Regions from separate parts of the Mus musculus genome. Here all the other regions are linked to region 3. Evidence: chromatin contacts called from ENCODE Hi-C or POLR2A ChIA-PET data. All regions are on one chromosome and are shown on one strand. Each heading gives the region's core, a stretch centred on a gene start or an enhancer-like site at or near the end of the contact. The rest is flanking DNA. Distances are from core to core; before and after follow the strand shown.

What was found. Hi-C counts contacts between places; a loop is a spot of excess contacts on that map. ChIA-PET counts read pairs that join two places held with the same protein, here RNA polymerase II (POLR2A).
Region 1: POLR2A ChIA-PET joins it to region 3 with 40 read pairs in embryonic stem cell. The contact joins the enhancer-like site here to the promoter of Fbxw11 in region 3. A Hi-C loop is called at or near these places in 4 of 37 maps with a recorded cell type or tissue (heart and left cerebral cortex). POLR2A ChIA-PET finds 5 or more read pairs at or near these places in 4 of 5 experiments (Patski and embryonic stem cell).
Region 2: a loop to region 3 is called in a map of left cerebral cortex, with 4 times the contacts of the local background. The contact joins the enhancer-like site here to the promoter of Fbxw11 in region 3. A Hi-C loop is called at or near these places in 18 of 37 maps with a recorded cell type or tissue (adrenal gland, gastrocnemius, heart and 4 more). POLR2A ChIA-PET finds 5 or more read pairs at or near these places in 5 of 5 experiments (Patski and embryonic stem cell).

The regions. Positions count from the first base shown.
Region 1 is chr11:32,675,705-32,678,696 of GRCm38, reverse strand. All of the region lies in intron 1 of Fbxw11 (F-box and WD-40 domain protein 11), which reads right to left. Among named protein-coding and RNA genes, the nearest start is that of Fbxw11, 35 kb to the right of the region's middle. Within about 2 kb of position 1,698, at least 2 of the 3 ENCODE cell types and tissues checked have a DNase peak (open chromatin) inside an H3K27ac peak, as active enhancers do; they include left cerebral cortex, where a contact is called at or near this core.
Region 2 is chr11:32,693,266-32,696,116 of GRCm38, reverse strand. The region is part of intron 2 of Fbxw11 (F-box and WD-40 domain protein 11); the gene reads right to left. Among named protein-coding and RNA genes, the nearest start is that of Fbxw11, 52 kb to the right of the region's middle. Within about 2 kb of position 1,555, at least 1 of the 3 ENCODE cell types and tissues checked has a DNase peak (open chromatin) inside an H3K27ac peak, as active enhancers do; it is left cerebral cortex, where a contact is called at or near this core.
Region 3 is chr11:32,641,007-32,643,983 of GRCm38, reverse strand. Fbxw11 (F-box and WD-40 domain protein 11) reads right to left here and starts at 1,429. Exons shown (of 13, transcript NM_001271347.1): 1 at 1,049-1,429. The coding sequence starts at 1,093.

The DNA of each region.
Region 1 (2,992 bases), core at 449-2,948, 34 kb before region 3:
CAACTCATAATGTAGAGAATATTGAGTTTATTTAGGAAAGGCATGTGAATCCAGGACACAAAAATCAAAGACAGCAAATGGAATAAATAGCAGCAGACCTCTCTAAGCAATGAAAGCCACCACACATTCCAACCTGAGTACTTATTAAAAGCTTGCCTTGGGAGATACAGTGGGGAACTGTCTGCTGCTACAGGACAGAGTCTGTTGTCCAACCATTTTGCAACAGAGAGAAGCAACCTCAGAGAGACATGAGAACAGCTTTGTAAAATACAATGAAAGTAGCTGCCATCTCTTGACCTCCTCTAACCCGTTCCTACTATGACAACTGTCACGGTAAAGTCTCACAGTAAGTCCTGAAGAGCACACTATCTCGGTCTACAGATGATCTGTTTGAACACCAGCTATCTAAGGTCCATAGGCATGTGAGTGATTCTATTAAAATGAGCTCTCTACCCAGAGGCCCCGTTACACACATTATTACACATACTAGTTGAAATAGTAGTTCTATCAGACTGTATGGTCAGAGAAAAGACCCACATCACATGTTAATTACATGGATTACTCAAGTTAAATAAAGTCCCAAATATCCTCAATAGTTCAATTTAGGACTCTCTTGGTGATTTTGTTGTTTTTCATTTTGGCAGTCCTGGGACTGAACCCAGGACCTTTGCCAGGCAAGTGATTCATGAGTGGAATTCCTACCCACAGATTGATGTTCTTTCTGAACTGTTTAGTTTGCTGAATCACAAAATCACTCAGACCCTAAGCAAGAGGATCACAGCAGCAGTTTCTGACTAATACCAAATTAACGAAGCTCACTTGCAATCAATTTTCATTTATTCAGTAAATGGTCCTGTTCCTTTATAAAACTTACTCATGAGTTCCAGGAAAGCATCCTGCTACTGAACTATACACCTAACCTGATTCACACCATTTTTAAAGTCTGACATAAATTTGCATGTTCCAGAAGAGTTTTGTTTGCTTGTTTTGGCTTCTTTTATTATTGTAAGTTTTGTTTATTTGGGGTGGGGGACTGAGAACAAAACCCGCATGCCATGGTACAGGCCTAGAGGTCCAGGGGTAGGTTACAACAGTCAGAACTCTCCTTTTGTCCTCCATGTGGTTGACAGGGTTCTCCGGGTCATCTGGGCTGAGTAGCAAACACCTTTACCTACTGAACATCTTACTTGCACTGCTTTTTTGGTGTTGTTTGGGGTTTTTGATTGATTGTTTTTGAGACAAATTCTCACTGTGCTGCCTAGGTTAGTCTCAACCTCATGATCCTAACCTGAGCCTTCCCATGTCTGCCAGCATGTCCAACTCTTATTTAGAAAGCAAAAAACCAAAACAACAACCACCCAACCAACCAACCCAACCTTTAAAGGCCTAATTCCCAGAGCTTATCTCCTACCACCCACCACAGATGCTGTAGAATGACGGCAGTGGTCCCTGAGATGTGACCAGGTCGCCTCGCCAACCACAGCTCACCAGCACTTCCATCATTATGCACATTACTTTTCCAATATTCAGAATAGGAAAATAGATTTAAAGAGATGCAACTTCTGGTCGAAAAACCTCACACTGTCAGGTCTGAGTTGGGGCTGATCCTAGTAATCCTAAATTAGAACAGCAGCTCCACAGCTGACAATCTGCCTCAGAGAGGGACTGCAGAGACAGCAGCTCCAGGCACCTCCCACCTGCGCTGTAAAGCAGCTGCCAAAGCCTCCTAGTCAGACATCTCCGCTCTCAGCTCAGCAGGCCTGCAACCTTCCAGGGCAAGATGAGGACTAAGACAGTGCAAGTTAAAAGTCTAATGTTAGGAGTGCTCCATCCCATACTCAGTTATCTTATGGGTAACTAGCCAGACACACTGCTGGAAACAGTCTTTACTCAACAAAAAAGGCTACTGCAGGAAATCCATGCACTGTGTAATAAGAAAGTCCTTATTACAAAGGCTGCCCTAAGCCTAAAAAAACAGAAAGACACGGGCCCAACTTGAATAGGTGCAAAAACCAAAAGTTCTATACTCACTAATCTAAGAACATCAAATAAAATGCAGCTAAAACCTTAACAGTAATTGATCTGAGCTGCTTCTAATTTAAATTTCAGGACTTGGTTGGAAACTCAAGTTGTTATTTTTTTAAAATAATAGAAACTATCTTCTCATCAGCTATGTTCACAATCTGACTGCTCCTCCCTCCCTTCCTGTGTATTTTTAAATATCTTAAATATCTTTATTTACTGTTATAGTAGGTCTGAGGAATTGACCCTGAATAGCGTATTTACCAATATGAACAAATATGTACTGACCCACTTAGTCACCAACCGTCAGCAATGCCAAGCAAGCCTTTCTTCTTACAACCTCATCTTCAAGCCCCACAGACTCTCACAAGGACCATCCCAGGGGCCATAAAATCTCCAATATACACTTGTCACAATTTCATATTTAGCTACTTCTAATGTCCAGAACTCTAATTTAAGATTATTCATAGAAAACATGGAATTATTCATACTAGGCTCTAGTATTAATGGCAAATATAAATCAGGATGGATACCTCTTCACTCTAATGGCAAACAAAGCACTGGCCAAGGAACCCGAACCGAAGGTGCTCGCTGCTTACTGATTCTGCCAGATTCATCACCAACCGGCAAGCACTTGAAGGTGGTAAAAGGCAAGAGTAACAACTTTTTGACATTTTTCAAAAGCTGAAAGTTTATTAAAGGGGGTAATTACCATTGGAACCACAAATTAAATAAAGTAGTTGCCACCATCCTGTGTTCTCACTGGCCAGCTTGCAGAGTGTTCACAAAGGCTCTCACTGGCCTATCTCCTGCCTGATTCTGAATCTCCTGCCTAATTCCTTCTCAGAGAGGCAATTCTTTTAAAGCAATACACAGAGGTATGTTGTCATAATTCTGCTAAGCAAGAAATCACAAAATTCAAAACTCTCCTAGGTTTCTTGATTTAGAAATCTGCATTGATTTCCTGTAA
Region 2 (2,851 bases), core at 306-2,805, 52 kb before region 3:
GTGTCCAGAGAACACAAGACTTAAGCAGTCAGTATTACCAAAGAGTCAGGCAATGTCTGTTAGAATCTCAAGTGCTTTTGGAATAAAGAAAAATCCATCCTAAAACGTCTATGAATCCCTCATAAGACCACAAATGGGATTAAACAAACAACAAAGTGAAAAACAGGAACAAAGTTGGGTTCCTGAGACAATCAGACCCTGGGGCTTCTGCGGCCCTGGTCTGGCTTCCAAGGGCACCAGGCACACACACAGACATACACACAGGCAAACATCCATTCACTATAAAAATACATTTTTTTAAAAAGCTGAAAAAGTTAAAACCATCCTGTAACGATGCTTACAGCAGGATATGGACCACATTCTTAAGGCCAGCGCATCTTAATCTTGGCAAGGAACAACGCCTTTTCAACAAATGGTGCTAGAACAACCAGACAGACAAATGACTCTAGATACGAGCCTCTCAAATTTCCCAAAATTAATTCAAATAAATAAGGAAACTTGTTAATAAGGTGTTACCCCAAAAGTCAGAAATCAGAGAGAGAGAAAGAGAGACAGAGAGACAGAGACAGACAGACAGCACAGGGAAAGGTGCTTCCCCACAAGCCTGAGGGCCTGAGATCAATGCCTGGGACCATGTGATGGAAGAAGAGAGCTGAGGAGCTCCCACAGCTATCACAGACACAGAACCAATCAATCACCTAACATCCAAGAATTTTACAGAGGCCGGGGCTGTGGTGACACACACCTTTCATCCCAGCACTCAGAAGGAAGAAGCAGGCAGATCTCTGCAAACTCTAAGGCAAGCTGTCTACACAGCAAGTTCTAGCTAATGCAGTAGGAGACTACACAAAGTCTCTGTCCCTTTCTCCCTCCTTCCCCCCCCCCTTTTTTTTTTTTGGTTTTTTTGTTTTTCCCAAGACAGTCTTTCTCTGTATAGCCCTGACCATCCTAAAACACACTTTGGAGACCAGACTAGCCTTGAACTCACAAAGATTGTCTGCCTCTGCCTCCAGAGTGCTGGGATTAAAGGTGTGTACCACAACTACCCAGCTGAGAGACCTTGTCTCAAAAAAAAAAAAAAAAAACAAACAAAAAATAAAATAAAATAAACCAAAAAATATTGTAAATAAATAGAAATAAACCTTTCTAACTTTAAGAAGATCTCCCTGCCCCAAGAAAAAACCTCCAAGTGAAAGCAATACACCACGGCTAGAGACTAAGAAACACAGAGAGCCCTGGAATGAAACTATCTGGGGATACAGCTCAGCTGCAGAACGATCGCCTAGCGTGCATGCAGTAAGGGACTGGATTCAGTCCCAGCCACTAGGGTGGAGAAAAAGAATCCTGAGAATATTCTCCTCACACATGCTCTGGGCAAGGCAGCTCAGGGGACAAAATAAAGCATAACTGAGTGGGGTGGGCGGGCCTGGGACGGAGGCATCAAACTTTATACTGGGTCTTGCTGTTGGAAAACATGCATAGGTCAGACACCTCCAAAAATAACACACACAAAAGCCTTTTTATGGGGTAAGACAAGTAGGTTCTCTAGCTCACGTGGAAAAGAAATCTGTCCTGGTTCTTGGGAAGGGAAGCTCTCTGAGGAGCACTAAGGCAGCCGTGTATGCTTTCAGCCTCTGCAGGCCTCAAACCCCAGATCAGTCCCCAGAGAGCCAGTCCACAGACACTCGCAGTTCCTGAATGCCAGGCTGCTGTGTGGCTCTGTAGCATTGTTTTTGAAGAATTAACTTTATAGGAATTATTCCTGGCTTTAGGATGTTTTAAATCACAAACTACTATTTTCTAGTCTTCTTGTCTATGCTGCGTCTCTATTTGTGATTTAGCATATGGTTAGCTTTTGTCACTCGTATGCACATTTGAAAAGCAGGTTACTTTAAATCTCTTTAGTAGGCCGTATAAAGTTTGATGCCTCCATCCCAGGCCCGCCCACCCCACTCAGTTATGCTTTATTTTGTCCCCTGAGCTGCCTTGCCCAGAGCATGTGTGAGGAGAATATTCTCAGGATTCTTTTTCTCCACCCTAGTGGCTGGGACTGAATCCAGTCCCTTACTGCATGCACGCTAGGCAAGCGTTCTGCAGCTGAGCTGTATCCCCAGATAGTTTCATTCCAGGGCTCTCTGTGTTTCTTAGTCTCTAGCCGTGGTGTATTTATTGCTTTGTGGTGTATTTATTGCTTTGACTCTGAGTCATACTTCTCAGTATTAGAAAGGGAATTATAAACTGTGAGGTGACGAATCTCTTTGATACCAGCAGAGGGAGGCAAAGAGAGGCAGGTGGATCTCTGAGTCCAAGACCACCCCAGACTACAGAGTGAGTTCTAAGATACCACAGGGAAACCCCATCTCAATAAACAAACACGTTACCGATATACTAAGGGTTGCCTAGCTGGATGTGGTATCTTGTACTGAAGCTAACATAGAAGACTGCCACGGGTCTGAGAGCAGCCTGGGCTACCATGAGTTCTAAGAACACTGTAGACAAACTGGAGGCAATAGACACAGATCAGCACTATAGCACCTGCCTGGCAAGCAAGAAGCCCTGGGACCAATCCTCAGTACTTCCACTCAAAAACTTTGTTGTTTTGTTGTTTTCCCTGGCTGCCCTAGAACTCACTACATAAACCAGGATGGCCTCAAACTCAAAAAGACCCTACTGTCTTTGCTTCTCAAGTGCTGAGAGTAAAGCATATACCACTATGCCTGGCTTAATATTAATTGATAAACATTAATATTAAGATAAATTAATTAATATTAGATATAAATATATAAATGCAATAATAAATATATACGTATGTTTGTATTTTTAAAATATTTTTGGTTTTTCAAGGCATGTT
Region 3 (2,977 bases), core at 180-2,679:
CCTGGGCCCAGTTTGATTTCCCTCACGTTCAAACTGGCAGGTAATACCAGTCAGCCATACTTTATTTCTTCCGCCAATGAGCAAATCCTTCACTTTCCCAGACTCAGAGTCCTGTTTCCAAAAACCTTTCTAGCACCAAGTCTGAGGTCAGAAACGGGTTAGGGGTGTCCGGGGAGACCTGACCAGGCTGGCTACCAATGGTTCCTAACAGTACAGGGATCGCTGCTTATCCGTGGGCCAAGAAACCCCCCTCCCATTTTTTATTATTAAAATAAGAGAGGGTGGCAGTGATGAGCGCGACCTCTTCTCCCTCCCCTCTCATTTCCCAAATGATAAAAGTTATGGTTTCCCTTTCCTGGGGGATGGAATTCAAGAGTACCTAGGGCCTTGCTATACAAACATCCTTCACGGCAGGGTAGGAAACCCTTTGTCCAAGAAGCCTGACACCGCAGGGGCCCGGAAAATAGGCCCCTTATCCGGAACAGCCTCAGACTCGTAGGCACCCCCAACATCCCAGTCCAATGGGGCTATCCTGGCATCCATACAGCGGTAGCTTGGGGCGAGGGTGCTGAGACCCACCCCTACCACCCACCCCACCCCACCCCACCCCACCCCCCGCGCCTAGGTTATGGAGGCCGAAGCGGCTCCAACTGGTCTCGGACTCCCTTCCACCACCATCACCCTCAGCTTGAGCGAGGCTGGGAGGCGCGATGCAGGCCCGGCCAGAGGAATCCAGGGAAGGGAAAAAGAAATCCCCTTCTAAAAACAGAGTGTGATGGCAAGGCAAGAGTGAGCAGTGGCTCCGGCAGGAGCGAGGCTGGGGCGCCGGAGACTGGCCGGAGCCCGGCAAGGAGGGGGTTGGGGGAGCCGCGGGGAGTGGAGGCCGTGCCGGCCCAAGAGCGCGAAGCGTCAGCAACGAGCCATAGCAGGGGGGCGGCCGGGCCCAGGCGGCGGGGAACGAGGGCTGGCCTGGCGCGGACGCCGGGGTGGGCAGGCCCCCCGGCCGCCGGCCGGCCGGAAGAACTGAAGGCCAGTGGGCCGCACTCACCATGAGCTCGATGGTCTTGTCTTCAATCACCGAGTCGGGCTCCATGGCGGCCCCGGCGGCCCCGCCTCGCTCTCTCCGCTCAGCAGCGATCGGCCCGGGCGGAGGAGGCGGTGGCGGCGGCGGCGGTGGAGGCAGCTCTCGCACCCACTCTAGCTGCCAGCCCGCCCGGGCCGCCCGCAGCTCCGCCCTCACCCTCGGCCGACGCAGGACGCACAGCGAAGACTACAACTCCCGGCAGCCGCGGCGGCTCGCGCAGCTTTGTGGGAGCAAGAAGCCGCTTGGTCCAATCTGCCGGCTTCTGCCACCGGAGAGAGCACCTAGGGGAGCGCAGGGCTGTGAGTGCCGGACGTGCAGAGCTGGAGTATCTAGGGCTTGCTCGCGATAGGGCCTCGCGAGCGCCGCGACTACTTGTCCCAGAAATCCTCGCGCGCGAGGTCTTCTTCCGGTTGGTCGTTCCTGACTTCCTGGCAGCCCGTAGCCGCACGGACCTGGACGGAAACTCCGAGGCAACTCCTCACTTGTCGGAGATCTTTGCAGTGCGAGCGAGCGATCTCCGCACATGCGCAGTGGGTGTCTGCGGTGCCCACTAGTCGTCTAGGCTGCAGCGCTGCCGTTCCGTGTGTGTTGCATTTGGTAGGGACAGATGGTGGAGACAGGTGGGTCCCAGGTTGCACTAGGAAGTGTGGGAGGGGGCCCGCGAGGTCGAAGACACAATTAAAGGAAGATGGGCATCTAAGAGTTTGGAGACTGAGCTGGGAAAGCGGTGTGTGGAGATCTGCCACACTGACTGGGAGGAGCTGAGCCATGAGAAAGAAGCTATACATTTTGAAGACACTTTTTTTTTTTTCCGAGACAGGGTTTCTCTGTATACCTGGCTGTCCTGGAACTCACTTTGTAGACCAGGCTGTCCTCGAACTCAGAAATCTGCCTGCCTCCACCTCCTCAAAGGCGTGCGCCACCACCGCCCGGCCGAAGACACTTATTTTTAAGCATTCAGTTTCTACTAGTACTGCCCTAAGCACTGGGAATGACCGGAGAGACCTCTGTTCTTATTCAGCTTAATTCTAGTGGGAAGACAGCAGACATTGACTAAGAGTTAGAAATGATATGAAGAAACGCATCTAGAGACTTCAGAGAACCTCTAACTCCTTGTGACTTCCAAGTCTGTCAATACCCTCGAACCAAAAGCCCCCAGGAACACGCTGATAGTTGAACAAGGTGGGTTTTTTCCTAGCTGAAGTAGAAATGAACATACACCATGATGAAGCAGGGACGTCTCAGTAAGAGACCTTAGGTAATGTAGAAAAGGATTTGAAGGGGCTTTGGAGCAGATACTGCCGGGAAGTGGGGGTATAAGACTGGGCACCTCAGCCTTATCTATGGGAAGTTATATTAGATTAAAACTAATCCAGTAATTGTTGACAGCCTCTCCTGTTAGCCAGATTCAAGTGTTTAGTCTTGTAGCTGTGTTTCAGGGACTTGGACAATGTCCATGTTTTATCTGTGTTCACAAATGATTATGGGGTGGTCTTGTTTTTGTCTTGATCCATAAGCTAAGGCCACAGAATGGCCTTGTCTAATGTTGACGGACTGTTAAGTTGTTTATGTTTACAGGAGACCTGGCAGTCAGAGCTGTTATAAAGTGTCTCAAGGGCCTGGCTCATTGTACCCAGCCCACTTCACAGTAGCAGTGCCTGCTTGCCTGCTTCTCAAGTTTGTTTCAATTCTTTGCCCCTGTAAAGAGGATGACTTAGTACTCTAACGATTCCCAGGGAGCAAGGCATTACAGTAATCTGTATACATCCACATCACAGTGTAAATCCCCTGCAGATAGACTTTGAATCTTTATCTAGTGGCTTTCACCAAGAGATTGAAAGAAAAGCAACTGGGAAAAGCCCAGAATTGGAGTTACTGCCAATACCTTGCTGT